Regions from separate parts of the Mus musculus genome. Here region 1 is linked to region 2. A link is a loop called in an ENCODE intact Hi-C map of the cell type or tissue named here. Cell type or tissue: left cerebral cortex. All regions are shown on one strand.

Region 1 (8,000 bases), 1.4 Mb after region 2:
TAAATCAAAGTGGGAGATAACCCAAGAGTAATTCATATTTTCTGGGGAATATATTGAGATTACCTGACAAGTGGATATGTCTGGCATCATCAGATTTAACATCACATTAAGTTCATATCCCATACACACACACACACATTTTCAGAAGGAATAAAACTAATGATTTCTCTTCACCAATCTTCCCTTGGGAATTTTCATTGACTTATAATATCTATAGATTATGAGGACAGTCAGAAATATAAATAACAAAGACAAATGCAAATTGTCAGTTGATTAGAGTTTAGCATTATGATCAGCATACTATATATGATCTATTTGTGTACAAAATGAACAAACATATTCTAACTCAAAACACAAAGGGTTTACATAAATTAGAAATAAATCAGATCTACTCAGACCTGTTTTGGAAGGTAAAGAAAGGACTGATATACTTGAAGAGCCGATATCTTTAAGTCTTCATCGAGACTTGACAGCATTCTTTAACAGAAGAATGGACTATGTTTTAGGTACTTGAGGAGTTAAGCTTATAATGTTAAAGTAAGTTGGACATTTTAAAATCCAACCAATAATTATTTCTCAGGGATGACTGATTTTATTAGCATCTTGGGAATATATTCCATGCTCCATTACCAAAATATATCACTGTTATCTAAGATTAAATTACGTACTTCTGAAATATTTTTAAAGAAATCTTTAACTTTCCCACGATGTTGTTACAAAGGTCGGTTAGAAGGCAAAAAAAAGATATATTAATGTTTGCTGGTGTTTTGTTTCTCGTCATTTCTTTAAGAACAACTATTATCATTCCCACAAAAAGGGGGGAAAAGTTATAGAAACAGAAACAAACAAAGGAAAAGGAGGGGGAGAGTAGGAGAGGCAGAAGGAAGAAGGGCAAGGAAGAGGAGGAGGAGGAAAGGGAGAGGGAAGAGGAAACTTCTTTCCAGAAGGTTCCCAAGATGATGAGGAAGGCTAGTGTCTTGGTTCCTTAAGTTTGCAACCTGATAAGCTACCACAGCGAGAAGCTAAAAGAAGACATAAAGAGAAGGAAGTGGAGTTAGCTGTTTGGGTCCTTACAGATTTGAAATCCTTGATTTTACCTGCTCTGACTGCGATATTTGTGTATTAGTAAAAGGGTGTAGGGTATTCTGCAAACTAGAACAAGAGATAAATGTGAACTATTGAGGTGACCAGCTACAGAACCACAGGTTATATGTCATAACTATTAATATTTTTAAGTTGCATAGCTGAAATCCAGTGTTTAAAAGATGTTTCTGAATCAGGTTTTGTCTTCTGCTTTTGGCTGTGCTGAGGAGCAAACCCAGGATTTCAAGCAGACAGAACAACTTTTTCTTTAAGTCAGGGTCTCGCTACATGTCACAGTCTGGACTTGATCCCATCAGCACTGAAGCTCTAAATATGTGTCCCCAACCCTGCAGATCCACTCCCAGCATCTTCCCATATCTCATGGTGAGACTGAAGTAAGTGCTTAAAGTTTCACATTTAACAAAACCCCGTAGCCATATAAAATCACACAAGAACACGAGTCTATTTTTTTAATAAGGTTTAATTTTAACTAATAAATTTAAAGTCATGAGTGTAATAGGAATCCAAGTTTTCACTAATTTGCAATGTGTGACCTATTTTTTTTTGTAACCCGCAGGTGAAATCTTCTTTTCACCATGATTTGTTTTCAGCCTTGTGATCTCTCTCTCTCTCTCTAATCATTCTCCTTTGCATCCTTCTTCTTCTGTAGTGTAACGAGTGACACACAGTTTGGCTAAACAGCCATCCTAGCACAGTAATGCTTCAGCTTGCAAGGAAGGACCCCCCTGTTGAGCTGGTAGAACTCCACCAGCTGGATGAGGTCTGTGAACTTCGTATGGCCATCATCCAGAGTATGGAACAGCTCACCATCATCTTCTACCTTCAAGAGAAGAAGCAGCAAACTAGTAAGAGGAAACCCCAATGAACAAATAAGCAAAAACATTAAAATAAAACAGAGAAGGGGATCAATGACCCAGAAGAGCAAGTATAGATAGTCCTCTGCATACTATGTGTTCATAAGCCTAAATCAACAAGTATATAAAACTAAGGACAATGAGAATAGCATCGTGCCTACTCTCCCTGGCATCACTTGCATTCAAATGCAGTGTCTCCTCTTTGAGTAAGCAGTCTGGCTCTTCTTCTTTTTAAAAGATTTATTTATTTTTTATTTATTTTATTAGATATTTTCTTCAATTATGTTTCAAATGCCTCTTACATTTCCTAGTTTCCTCTCTGACAGTGCCCTATACTCCCCCCACCCTGCTCCCCAACCCACCCACTCCCGCTTCCTGGCCCTAGCGTTCCCCTGTACTGGGGCATATAATCTTTGCAAGACCAAGGGTCTCTCCTCCCATTGATGGCCAACTAAGCCATCCTCTGCTACATATGCAACTAGAGAAACAATCTCTGGGGGTAGGGGGGCTTACTGGTTAGTTCCTCCTATAGGGTTGCAGACCCCTTTAGCTCCTTGGGTACTTTCTCTAGCTCCTTCACTGAGGGCCCTGTATTCCATCCAATAGATGACTATGAGCATCCACTTCTGTATTTGCCAGGCACTGGCATAGCCTCACAAGAGATAGCTATATCAGGGTCCTATCAGCAAAGTCTTGCTGGCATATTCAATAGTGTCTGGGTTTGGTGGTTGTTTATGGGATGGATCCCCGGGTGGGGCAGTCTCTGGATGGTCCTTCCTTCCATCTCAGCTCTGAACTATTTATTTATTTTATATGACTATGCTGTTGCTTTCTTCAAACACACCCAAAGAGGGCATCAAATCCGTTACAGATGGTTGTGGGCCACCATGTGGTTACTGGGAATTGAACCCAGAACCTCTAGCAGGGCAGTCAGCACTCTTAACCACTGAGCCATCTCTCCAGCCCCATGCAGTCTGTTTCCTTCTGAATTCTGCCACTGTTCTGTAGAGTTAGGATAGCACAACTATTGCCTGTTCTTGGAGAGGATTCTGTACTCTTTACTAAGCAGAAACCTACCATGGTTTTGCTTAATATTCTTTTCTCATTTTAAATTATTTTTAAATTTTATTTTTTTTCCTCAGGCTTTTTGGCATGAATCACTTCATATTTGCTGGAGTTGCTGATCATATAATTAAAAAAAAAATCAAAGGATCGGGGCGGGGGGGGGGGGGGGGGAACAACACTTCAGACAACTATTGGAAAAATCCAGAAAAAGGGCATCTCAAGAAGAATCGCCAGCATTCCAGCAGTCTTACAAAACAAATCTCTGCTACTCCATGAGCTACTAGTATGCACCCTACACACACACACACACACACACACACGCACAGGCATGCAGCAGCAATGCAAGAGAAACAGCGCCTGTGATTTCATCTGGTTAAAATGAAGTTAGCAGGAAACATCAACAAAAGCATGGATTTTTGAGAGGAGGACGGAGGCAAAGGTGATTTTCAAGCACTGCTTTTTAAAAAATTTGTTAGTGACATTCATGGAAGGACTTCTTAGTGGCCTTTTAACAATAGGTGGCATGAGGTCTATACAATATCGCTAAATCACATTTTGTGGAAAAGGGGGAAATTTAATTTTTTTTACAATTCCTGTATTCCTTATATTAATTCAGGCTCATAAAACCATTTCTGCCAAACTTAACTTCAGTCAAAGCACCCAAATTATATTGAATAAAAGGCACAAAAGGAAACCCAAGGCTCCCAAAGCAAATGCATTCAGAGCATCTCCATTACAAGAACCTGAAGTCACAATTACTTACGGGTATAATTTGATAGTGTTTTATCTTTTGTCCATGACTCATTGACAGTACAAAAGTTCTGGGGTTACTCTGACTATCCCGTACCAAGAAAACTCTAAAGAAAGAAAAGGCATTTCATTATGTTTCTCTGTACACTCAGCTTTCATAGAAATACTTTGGTGTAGAAATGCAGGGAAGCATACTATAAATGCTATAGCCGGGGCCTCCTTTACCAGGTGGTCAGTGGGTAAGACTCTCCAACTTGGCAAACAACAGGTAATAAACTTATGCTGTAAAACTATCATTATACTAATGGATATAGCAGGGTAAATACACAAACCTTTGGTGAGGTTGTGTGCTCACAACTGCCAATATAATGGTAAAGTGGCATCAATAATTACTGTCATGTCCTTTGCTCACTGAGAAACTAGGCACTCTCTCATAACCATCCATCACAAAGAATGGACATTGCTATTTTGACTGACAGGGCATGACAGGCCCCGGAAAGGAGGAAATTATTTGGAATTAAATAGGGTTTTCCCTTCTTCTGCAGTGGATCCTCTTGTTTTTACCACTATTAGACTCATTAGTAAGAAATGAATATATTCTAACAAATTAATCTTGAAATTGTTTGTGAAATGTTTAGGTAACAATGTTTTAAGTAAAAGAAATACCCGAACAACATGCACTTTAACCTTGAAGAGTCCAGCAGAAAACCTTTATAATGTCAGGCTAGACAAGCAAGATGTGGCCTAATGGCCTAGGAAAAAATTCTACCAGGCAGGGATTCGTATTTACTGGCAGTGCTGCGCAAAACCCGTTTTGTATTAATTATTGGCAAGCACACTGTGTAAATGTCCCTATGCTGACTCCAATACTAATCTCACTGTGCCTGGGCAAAGAGGCAGCCAATGTCTGAGCAAAGCATCCATTTCATGCGTTCTGTGTGAGGCTCAGAGATTACATCACTGGAGGACAGGACAAAAGGGCATTTCAGTGGTAAAGAAAGCTACAATTCTCTTCCCTTCCCAAGAAGATCAGCACTACCACCTAGTGGGCTACTTGGCACCATCACGTCTATCCAAAGAAATAAAAAGGGGGAACATTTTTTTTAAAAACCATACTAGTATGTTATTCTTTCTTCGATTACTTTCTTTATTTCTATAAATACTGGACTCTGAAATTAAGGAAATTGTAATCCTCTATTATGTAAATACTTTTTTCTCTTGGTCTCTGTGAGACTACAGTTTGTTAAATTTATAACCACAAAAGGTGTGCTTCATGTAGAGAGTCATAGTCACAGCTCTTCTTAGAGTCTAGTGAAATGAGCAAATGTGCATCTTTATCGTAACATCAGCATTAAACAGCTCAATGTTGTCAACACCTTAAGGCAATCTTTGCAGATACAAGATCCCATCACCATTGTTTAAATGGATCCTGCTTTCTCCCCTCTTTAAACATCAACACAATCCCCTCATTTGCTCTGCAGTTAAGAAAAAAATCTGGCTAGAATTATACAGAGTGGATGAAATATACTCAATAAAATGGAAAAGCCTTCTGATTTAACTGCTCCATAAGTCATTCTATCCTCCTCTCTTATACTCCATAATACACAATAAAAACAATGAGAGATATCACCAACAAGTAATTTTATAGCTATTACTATTTTAACAAAATGGCAATACAGATATTAAGAGAAAAATAAACCAGGCAAGAATTCAAAATATATAGGAAAAAGCTTTTCAACTAAGGTATTTGCATCATATCCAAGAAAACCAATTCAGGACAACATCATGCTATGAAATACATTTGGGAGCATATCTATTGTATGTGCAAACCAAAATGTTGACATCTCAATCAGACTAGGCTACCCCCACTCATACATTAGAGTCTGAGATGATAGAATCCACACAAATAAAGTGAATATTAATGCTAACTGGTCAAGGATAAAGTATCCTGTTATTTGGACATTTGTGCACAAATATTAAACACCAATAGAATGCAGTGACAACCACGCTTATGTAACAAAAGTTCTTCTGCTTTGTGACAAGGCACAGTCATAATTTCATAGCATGTGTTAAATAATTATCATGCATACATAGAAAAAAATCCAAACATGACCACTCAGACTTACCCATCCACAGGCCCCTGCCGAATGATCAGCCGCTGAGCCTCATCTCTGGAAATTCTGTGGTGAAACCATGGTTGGGACCGATGGAGAGCTGGGGGAAGAAGACAAAGGTTTGTCTGTCGTGATCCTGATTTCACTGCATGCAATCCCTGTCCCATCCCATGTGACCGTATCTAAAGGAACATCAATCTGACAGAGAGCAAACATACCCATGTTCACAGCAGAGCTCTGGGAGGGGGCACTGGGGCTTCCGTGATTCCCCAGGCGTAAACAGCCTTTTTTCTGAGCAAGAAAAGGAACAAAAGTAAAACTCAACTTCTCGGATAAAATGACTCAAACCATGAACATTTGAGATAAATGAAGCTGCTGGTACCCTCCACGCGAGGCCTTCCTCAACAGCAACCGAAAGCGCTTCAGTGGGGTTGTCTATGACTCTGCTCTTCTCACCTGAGAAGTCCATTGCTACTAGGGAATTCTCTGATACGCTTCTCTGAAAAATAGAAACAACCGAAAATAAACATTTGAACTATCAATATACACTTCATCACTAAACTTCAGCTTTGAACTTGGCCATATGCATCCATTCTGGACTGGGATGCTGCCAGGGTCCCTGTAAGTGTCATGGTTGGCAGGGAAAAGATCCACACTAGGTGAAGAATGAAACTCTAGTTAGCACCACTTTAGCAGGCACTGGGGCAAACTGCCAGAATCAGACCTAGTTGGTTTTATTTCCTCTTACACATTTTACTCGCAGTTAAACTTTGCAAACAGATTTCCACATGACACTCATCACAACAAAGCTTTAGGCTTAGCTACGTGGAAACTCCTGTGCAAAGTAGCAAAGCACCCGAGACCTGTACAATAAGAATCAATTCTTTGACTGACCAACAGTGCTCAGGGTAAGGGCCTAAAGAGGAAGCATAAGGATAGGCTCTATTGATGGAGGATGCAAAATACATGGGACGCTTTCTCGGGTTCTAGTCACCTAGGGACTAAGCTCAAGATATTAGTGGATTCAGGAAAGCTAGCTCTATAGAATAGCACAACGATGACAGCTTGCTAGACAACATCCAGTCTAGCCTTCTGGGTGTTTAGGCATCAGTAATTTCTCCTTTGGAGAAAATAGGCTCGTGTGTTTAACAGGTCTGGTTTCTCCAATACTTTCTCCAAGCTGTGCCTCTGACAGGACTGCAGATGTGGCCAGTCAGAAAGTTAAAAGTTAAAATATACAGAAGAGGTAAAACGGTGATCTCACATACGTCCCCTAGTCCGGTGGTTATCTGCCGAGACAACTGAAGGGGATGTTGAACTCAGGGACTTAGGTATTTCCTGGGAAGACAGCAAAAATGTCCATTGATCCATTACTTCATCTTTCTAAGCTTTAAAATTTGCCAATTAAATGTCAAGTGCAGCTACTTATGAAATACCCTTTTATTTTATGTGTTTTGTCTGCATGTATGTCTGTGCAATACATGTGTGAAGTGCCTGGGAAGGTCAAAAGAGGAGATTGGATTCCCCAGGACTGGTGTTACAAAGGATTTGTGAGTCATCATTGTCGGTGCTAAGAGTCAAACTCGGATCCCGTGGAAAAGCAGCCAGTGTGCTTATCAGCTGAACCAACCCGAAGTGTAAGCGTTAGTGCACCCATGTTTATGTGCAAATCTGTTCATTACACTGAGTCATTGGTCTGACTTGAGGCCTCTGGTTTCTTCTACACTACCAAAGTTGTATCCTCACCAGGACTCCTCTCAGTTATACTGTTGTTGCCCTGTGTCATGTAGGTCTTACAACTTTGGATCTGAAAAAAGATTGGCCCCTTCATGTGTTCCAGAAGTTCAAAGATGTGGTAGATTTGGGGATGGGACAACTCAAAGCCCCGGATCTGGGCCTGTGTGGAAGCTAAGTTGGTCAGCCCACTAGCTCTCCTTCACCCACACCCTGGCTAGTCCACCGAATGCTGAGAAGCAAGGCCAGTTCTCCTACTCATGACTTCAGGGCTAGCTCACTCACATCCACACCACCAGAGCCAGCTCTACTGTGCTGCCCATTCGAGGTGTGTGACCCCCACAAAAGGATATAGTGTGGAACATGTTGTGCCACACTA
Region 2 (8,000 bases):
GCAAACTTTATATGCCCCAGTACAGTGGAATGCCAGGGCCAAGAAGTGGGAGTGGGTGGGTAGGGGAGCAGGGCGGGGGGAGGGTATAGGGGACTTTTGGGATAGCATTTGAAATGTAAATGAAGAAAATATCTAATAATTTTTTAAATTATATAGCAAGCATGTTTTAAATTAAAATATATTTCATTCAACCTTTGGTAAATATTGATCTAAATAAATTATCAATGTGTATATCTTCAAGTTACTCAGGAACTTAAAAATAACTCAGAGTATATAGTATTGAATGGAGATAATTCTGCTAGGAAGGCTGCCAATTAGAGACTCACATGGACCTGGTGAGGCTCTGGATATTTGCATTTTACTGGAGATTCTCTGTTGGAGTCCCCTTCAAGCTGTGAGAACTTGGGAAGAACTGGAGGGTTTTTGTGTGTGTGGTTTTTTTTTAATAATTTTCTTTTTCCTACATGAATTCAATTTTTGAAAATTTAAACATGATAAAACTCCATGAGACCTGACATCATTCAGTTAACAATTTGACTGTGTAGTGATCCACAACTTAATACCACTATGATACATAGTATGAAGATAGAAAATATGGTTACTAGAAAAAATACTGTGTGTATTAATGGGGAACCAAAGAATGCCATCTTTTAAAAATTAGTTGCATTACGTTTCTTCAAATATTGTTTGTAAAAATTAAGTATAGCTCCTGCTATAACTTATTTAAAAGAGATTACCACAATAAATAATACAAACAAAAATTGTAAAGTGTGTATATACATGTATACATGTATAATTACATATGGTATACTATTTTATTTATATGTGAAAGATGTGTAAATATCCATGTTTGTTAAGATCCTTAGCAATTATGATCTCTGTGGTGTTTTATACTGTTCACTAATTTTCATCATCCTTCCTTCTTTATTTCTTTCTTTAGTTTTTTACAAACAGGGTCTCCAGTTCATATAGCTCTAGCTATTCTGGAGCTATGTAATCCAGGCTAGCCTTGGACTCACAGAGATACACTCGTCATTGCCCACTCTAGTACACATATCAATCAGCATGAACGCCTTCATTGTTCTACTTATGCACAATGAACAATCAAGTTAAGAATTTTATTTTTGTGGAATAATGATAATTAACTATTTTATTTTTTAGCCCAGAACTTCCGTAGGAATGAAGAAGAAGAATATCTGTAGAGTAGGCAGAATTCCAAGCAAGGCTAACAATACTTGAAAACCATTTCCTGTAAACTGTCTGATCTCTCTGCCTTTGTGTTTCATAATCTCATTCCCCACCACATTTGCGACTGAGACAATAAAAATTTATGTAAAATTATAAGAATTCAAAGACAGTTCAGTTGGAAAAGTTAGGCAATTTGAATCAATTCTTTATAAGGTTGTTGTTGCAATGTTACTGCTACTGATGCTGGAACAAAACTCTTTCTAACTTTGGGATGAATTAAATTACCACAGAGCTATATGGCAGAATAATATTCCATTTCATAGAGAGCACTTTACCAAAGCTGGAAACAAATATATGTAATTTGCAGTGTGTTGTGTAGTAGAGTTATAAATACTAGGAGTTTAGTGGAAGTGAGATGGCAGTGAGACATGCATATACGTGTTATAGATAACGTACATATATAATGTGTTACATATGTACATTGAATAATGTTAATAACCACTTAATAAAAATGCACTAAACCCTCCACCATTGTCTGTTGGATGGAAAAAAATAAGTGCTTGCCTGACTCAAAAGACTCTTACTTAATTTCTTCAGCTACTGTACCTAAACCATTGTCCTTAACTTTTTGGAAACTTAATGAGTTCATTTCTTATTAAAATATGGATTTTTTAAAAAAGATAATGTTTTAAGTTTTTTAAAAAAACTTTGTATTTTTAAAATAAGCTCTTTTTTCTAGACCCTAGTATTCAGTTAATCTTGTGTTTATTTTTATTTTTATTCCTTTTTCCAATAGCTCATACAAGGCCACGACCACAGCTAATTCTCAACAAATCATCAGCCTTAATAAATTGTAGTAATGTGTCACATAAGTGATGCCTATTACAGGACATAAAATTTAGGTATCTTTTATCTTCATTCAAATTAATCGAGTCATATCATTTTACAATGATATGAGTCCTGGTGATATGTCATCTGCTCAGAAATTTAGTGGCTTTTGGATGTGCTCCAGGTTGTGATAAATCTCAAAATTCCTTTGGACGACCAATTCAAATAGATAAAGATAATTAATATGACATTGATGTCTCTAATATTTCCTACTGCTGTTTCACATCCTCTGTCACTGTCCTGTATGTATTTTCCTTTTTTTTTTCTTAATAATACCTTGTGATGTTCCTGTAGGCCTAGACTTATTTAGACCTACTTTAGTAAGGATTCTCAAATGCTTAAACACTCCTTCTAGCCAACTGTCCAAAGGTAGGGGAGCAAAGACTGGTAAATAGAACAAGGGGATGTGGACCTGTGTAGTTCTTCTGCAGTGATTCCACTCTCTGTTTGTCAGGATACCAGCAGTCCAGTTCAAAAGTGTCACCAAACACAAATCACCAACGGTCATTAGTAGCAACCAGGTCAGGGAATGCCAAGGGTTTTCTGTTGTGCCTCACTCAATGCTAGTTAGGCAAGCACCCCACCACTGTCTGTTGAGTCCCACTTATACTCTTTCCAAACATCATGTGTCCTCTCATGAGTCTTGCCTTAGCAAAACATCACATGACACAACCAGAAATTTCCACTTCATGTTTGCATGTTATCTGGAAACATCTTTTTACCAATCATTATCACCAAAAGACAACTAGAAAAACATTTTTAGGTATTTTCCTCATTTACATTTTCAATGCTATCCCAAAAGTCCCCCATACCCACCCCCCCACTCCCCTACCCACCCACTCCTAATAAAAAATTTAAAAAAAAAAGAAAAAAGAAAAACATTTTTAAAAGTACCCAAGTTGCTGCCTACCTATCTTTGTGTAGTCATCAATACTCCCTATAGAATTAGATACCATATTCCTCTTATGAATTTTTTTTTGTGGAAGGATTTTATTGGAGATTTACAGTTCCAGAGAGCTAAAGTCCAAGCCCAACATGTTGGGTAGCATGACAACAGGCATTCAGGCATGGTGCTTTTTGGCAAGCAAGATAAAGAAGAGAGAGAGAGAGAGAGAGAGAGAGAGAGAGAGAGAGAGAGAGAGAGAGAGAGAGAGAGAGAACAGACAAGAAAAAGATCTAGTAGAAAGGGCGTCAATTCGAAGCCTTCATGTGTTTTTAATTTAGTTTGCAGTGATTTAGTTCCTACTCCTAAAATATTGAGGATTTTATATAAGAATCCTATTTTCATCCCCCTCTCTCCTTTTTTAAAAGGAGGCAAAACCCTAGGAAGTATTTCTCTCCTGACAACTGAACACTAGAGCTAATTAAAGCAGCCTTCCTTGCATGGGGCATGCTCTCTAGAGTCCCCCTGAATTCCTAGTTGGCCATTTTTTTTAACTTACTTTTGTGGGTCCCGTTGACAGTTGAGTTTTCAAGTCCTGGTTTAAAAGACTTTCTCTTTCATTAACTAGAAGGCACCAGTATCTATTCCTGTCTGAGTCTACATGCTTTCTAGGGTGGGGCAGTGAGTATTTCTCATGTCAGGAAAGTCAACATTAACACCAAGGGACCTTGTTAAAAATGGGAATTCCTGTTATCTCCCTTCAGTGGGTTTGGGGAAGAGCACCTAATATGGATATGTAAAAATGCCCAGATGATTCTAATGCATCTGCCTCGGAACAAGTTTTGGAAAAGCAATGAATGGTTGCATAACAGCAGGTATTTAGTGGGTTTGTGAGTGTGAGGATCTGTGCCTAAGCTGTGGATAATTTATTCACAAATGTGTCTGTAATAGCTTTGGCTCTTTGCCTATGATCCTGGGACACTTCTGTATCCCATTGGGTGTGCTGGTAATGGATGTTATATGAGTATTGAATATGAATTTAAAGAAGCCTTATTATCATCTTTTAAAATATCAATCCCCTATGCACCAAATGCCAAATATCAGAGGAGAGCTACGCCATTGTAATTAATCATCACCAACTACTAAGTTTCTATCATTAAATTCTTTAGGTATGTATGTATCTATCTAGTCTAACTTTATAAGATGAGAAAACGGAGGTCAAAGGAGTTAAATGCCCTGATTGAGGGTCACACAGTTCCATCCTGGTAGGGATTGTATGTAACTCTAATCTTTGGGAATTTGATTTTTTTTCACATTAATAAAACACTGAATACAAATAATGGATTAAGGAATATATATTCTGAGAAATAGTTTAATAGGTAAAACTTGGAGTTAAAAGTAATACGAATTACAAATCAAAAACATACATTTTGCTAACCTTCAATTTCATGTAGGTCCTAAGAGTATTTTGTGTGTCACATTATGTCATTTTTTACAAAGAGTAAACTAAATTTAAGGTTGTAAATGTAAGAGAACAAACTTTATACTCCTCTAATATACACATTTTCTCAGCGAGGGATGAGGCAAATATCCCAAGAATATAACAGTGAATTTACAAATCCAACTTCTCTTTTCAGATTAAAAAAAAAAAAAATTCCAGGTTATTAAGTTGAGTTGATGGTGCACTAGCATTTGCCAGCCACCAGATGCCGCTGTTCCATACCTCACATAACTAAGATAATTGGAGATTTAAGTTTTGACCAATATTAGTTTTCTGTCCATGACAAATCTGTATATTTTTCAAATAATTGTATATTTATAAGAACAATTCTTTGTTTTCTATTATTATCGATATACATAAAAAAATCAAGTCAAGAAAAATGAACAACTATGAACATCTTTCAGGATAATATTGACCTGGGTAGAGTCATTTGTCGATGACCATTTGTGAAGTTCCAACTCACTCCTACATGGTCAATACTAAAACCTGTGACTATAACTGAAGCACTAGTATAACTTAATATAAAATAACTAACATGATAACATTAATTCAATTAATGTTTGAGATCAGCAACTGCGATTTTTCAGCTATTTAAATGGAGACTGGGAGGAATACAGAGGAACGGTCCACAAAAATCCTTGTTTAGAGTATTAAAAATTCTATGCATATTTTAAGGTCAATTTGAAATGTTATCAAAATTAAAATTAAACGTGGAAGAAGAATGTAGCATTCAAGTTGGATATTTTAAATTTTGGAGCGAATGTCTTTTTAAAAGAGAGAGTAAAGGGAAGAAATATGACAGAAAGACCCAGATCATCTCTATCTGTATACGGTGTATTGACACCCTCAGGTAACCGGAAAGCACGGATCAAAGACTGCCAGGAAGGCTTAGGTCTGGTGAGAAAGTTAATGAGCTGCTATGAGAAGCATGAACGGACTAACTGTTCTTTTATTTTTATATTATAATAGCGATTTTAATAATTTCCAGAAGAAGAAGCACATGAGTTTCAGTCACTGCCCACATGACTACAGACACATGACTTTGGAGGCACCAGATGCTAGAGCAAAAGACTTTTAGGATGTTAGTAATGAAGAACTTGAAGTGCTGAAGGACCAAGGTAAGAATGATATGCAGAAAAGTGAGCAGTCTTCCTAAAAGGCCATTTAATTCTGTGGCTGGAACTGACATCATCATTTTGTTTACAAATCTGTGCTGGGTGTGGTTTCAGCGGTACATGCCTGTAACTTCAGCACATTGGAAAATGGAGCAGAATAATTGTATGTTCCTGGTCGGCCTGGAAGAGTGTGAATCCAAAAACAAGCAAGCAAACAAACAAACAAACAAAAAACAAACAAATAAATAAATAAATAAACGAGAGAGAGAGAAAGGTGAAAAAGAGTGGAGGATGAAAAGAAAAGAAAATGTTACTTATAGGTCTTGAGACCTATAAATATAAATGATTATGTTATTGATGATTGTTATTAAAATATCTACAGTTTTATAAATTTCTAAATTTCTCCTTTTGATAGTTTGAGGCATCATAATTCTCAAAATCTTGAACCCATATGATGTACATCAGGTAGAATTGTAGTTCAAATCTAATCTAGAATGTTGTCTGCCATGAAGTCTTAAGACAATATGGAAATGTTTTCTTCCTAAAAATCTGTCCCCACATGCTGCTCCTTTAGAATGCTTGAAACAGCTACCTCCCAGCTCACTGAATGTTTGGTACCCTTAATTAAGGCATTAGATTTCTAAAGTGGCATTCTTCTATGCAACAATACTGACTGCTATAGGTTCTTGGAGATACAAAGATGAATGAAATAAGATCTCTGTGTTCAAGGATGTCAGAATGTGGCAAGACAGATAAAAATATAAATAATCTAAATATAACTTGACATTTCTGAGGCTTTGAGAACAAATTTAAATTTTACTAAGTTAGTCTAGGAGAAGTGTAGCAAGGGAGCACAAACACCAAAAAATATAAAAAAATAAAAAAGCAAAGAAAAAGAAAAGAAGAAAAAAGAAAAAGAGAGGAGGGGAAAAGAGAGAGAGACAGAGAGAGAGAATACTCAAGGTCAGAGCTGGTGTGGTGAGCTGACCTCTGTGAAATAAGAGAGCTATGGGAAACTATTAAAGTAGCCCCAATATATTGATGTATGGAGGATGAAACATATGGCTATCTTAGTCTCTACACACAAACACACACACACACACACACACACACCAAATCCCACTTTCATTTATTGCCTCCTTTCAATATTAAATAATGTGCTATTTTTGCCAATTAATTTGTTCATATGCTCATACGTATAGATAAAAACAGTAAAGATGTCTGAAAGCCATGCATTCCTGGAACCAGGAAAGCCTGCAATAGCCAAGGGCAAGGTGAATTAAGATGAAATACAGGCAAGCAAACGGCAGATACAACTTTTATTCCATGCTTCATTTCAGGGAAGTCCCGAGAGTGTGGTGAGCAAGGTATTGAGCTACACCGCTCATCCAGACTTGGGAGAAACACTGAAGAGCCCATCATGAGCCATTTGGAGAAAAAGCGAGATGTGTAAATAATACCACAAAAGTTTCAAGAAGAGAGTTTTGAGAACGAATGAACAGCCTTATAAGTCTTACTGAGGATGAGAAAGTAAGAGCTAGTGTGTATTCCATGTTTATAGTGTTCTCAGAACATAACCAACCAAGTAAGGAATAAATGCCTTAATCCTTCAGAAGGACTAGCTCCTTGGAAATCATTTGGTTGCTATGGAGAATGTTCACTGACTGTGGAATTTTTGCAACTACTAGGCATTGAGTGAGTCCTCCATCCCCTTTGCCTTCAAACGTTTTGGGTATCTGAACAACCATGACTCAACATTTTTGAGAAATATGGTTTTTACCAATGGGTTGGCAATTTTCTTTTTTCTTTTCTTTTCTTTTTTTTTTTTTTTTTTAATTCTCCAGAATTCCTTTGTCTCTGTCTCAGCAACCAGAATACGTTCATAGACGGAGGGTCACTTCCCATGGATACTGTTGGGAGGGTGCAATCAGTGTGCATTAAAATTATAACTGGTCCTTGATGTAGCACAAGGTATATTTGTGTTATAAGATACTCATAATCAGGAAGAAAGAGGATCTAACATTACCATAATCTAAACTGAATTAACCATAGACATTATCTTAACATCCATATTGCAGATAAGGGAAATGACACTCAAATGTTTAAGTAACTTTACTATAGTTACTTTAATTAAAGCACAAAGTTAATAAGTAGTTATGTTAGGACTAGTACCTTCACAATGTGCAATATTGAGTGTGGTGTATCAAAAATACTTGCACCATAATCTTATTAACAGACTCCTTTGTGTTTCATCCTTAGATGAGGTGATTAATAGCACCTTACTTCCCCACCTAATCCAAAAGCAAACTTATCTCTTTTTCTTTATTCAAAGGTAAATCTAAGACCTCTAATAGATAAACTGAGTTACTTCCTCCTTATAAACAATTTACAGCAATTAAAAATAAGAAACAAGTTGTATATACAG

What was found. A loop is a pair of places that touch in the nucleus more often than their neighbours do. Peaks named below come from ENCODE experiments on the same cell type or tissue, not always from the same donor. Only the 100,000 strongest peaks of a DNase experiment are listed, where the experiment ranks them.
Region 1: a loop joins it to region 2, with 3 times the contacts of the local background. A loop is called at or near these places in 7 of 42 quality-filtered maps.

Annotation. Positions count from the first base shown.
Region 1 is chr2:64,910,930-64,918,929 of GRCm38, forward strand. It overlaps Grb14 (growth factor receptor bound protein 14), which reads right to left. Exons shown (of 14, transcript NM_016719.1): 10 at 6,270-6,386; 11 at 6,106-6,178; 12 at 5,900-5,987; 13 at 3,787-3,880; 14 at 1,549-1,924. The coding sequence ends at 1,778. Among named protein-coding and RNA genes, the nearest start is that of Grb14, 110 kb to the right of the region's middle. In left cerebral cortex, a CTCF peak has its summit at 4,819 (motif pointing left); a DNase peak (open chromatin) is centred at 4,678; H3K27ac peaks cover 2,277 bases.
Region 2 is chr2:63,499,486-63,507,485 of GRCm38, forward strand. No RefSeq gene overlaps it. Among named protein-coding and RNA genes, the nearest start is that of Gm23503, 71 kb to the left of the region's middle. In left cerebral cortex, a CTCF peak has its summit at 4,670 (motif pointing right); no DNase peak of the experiment used is centred here.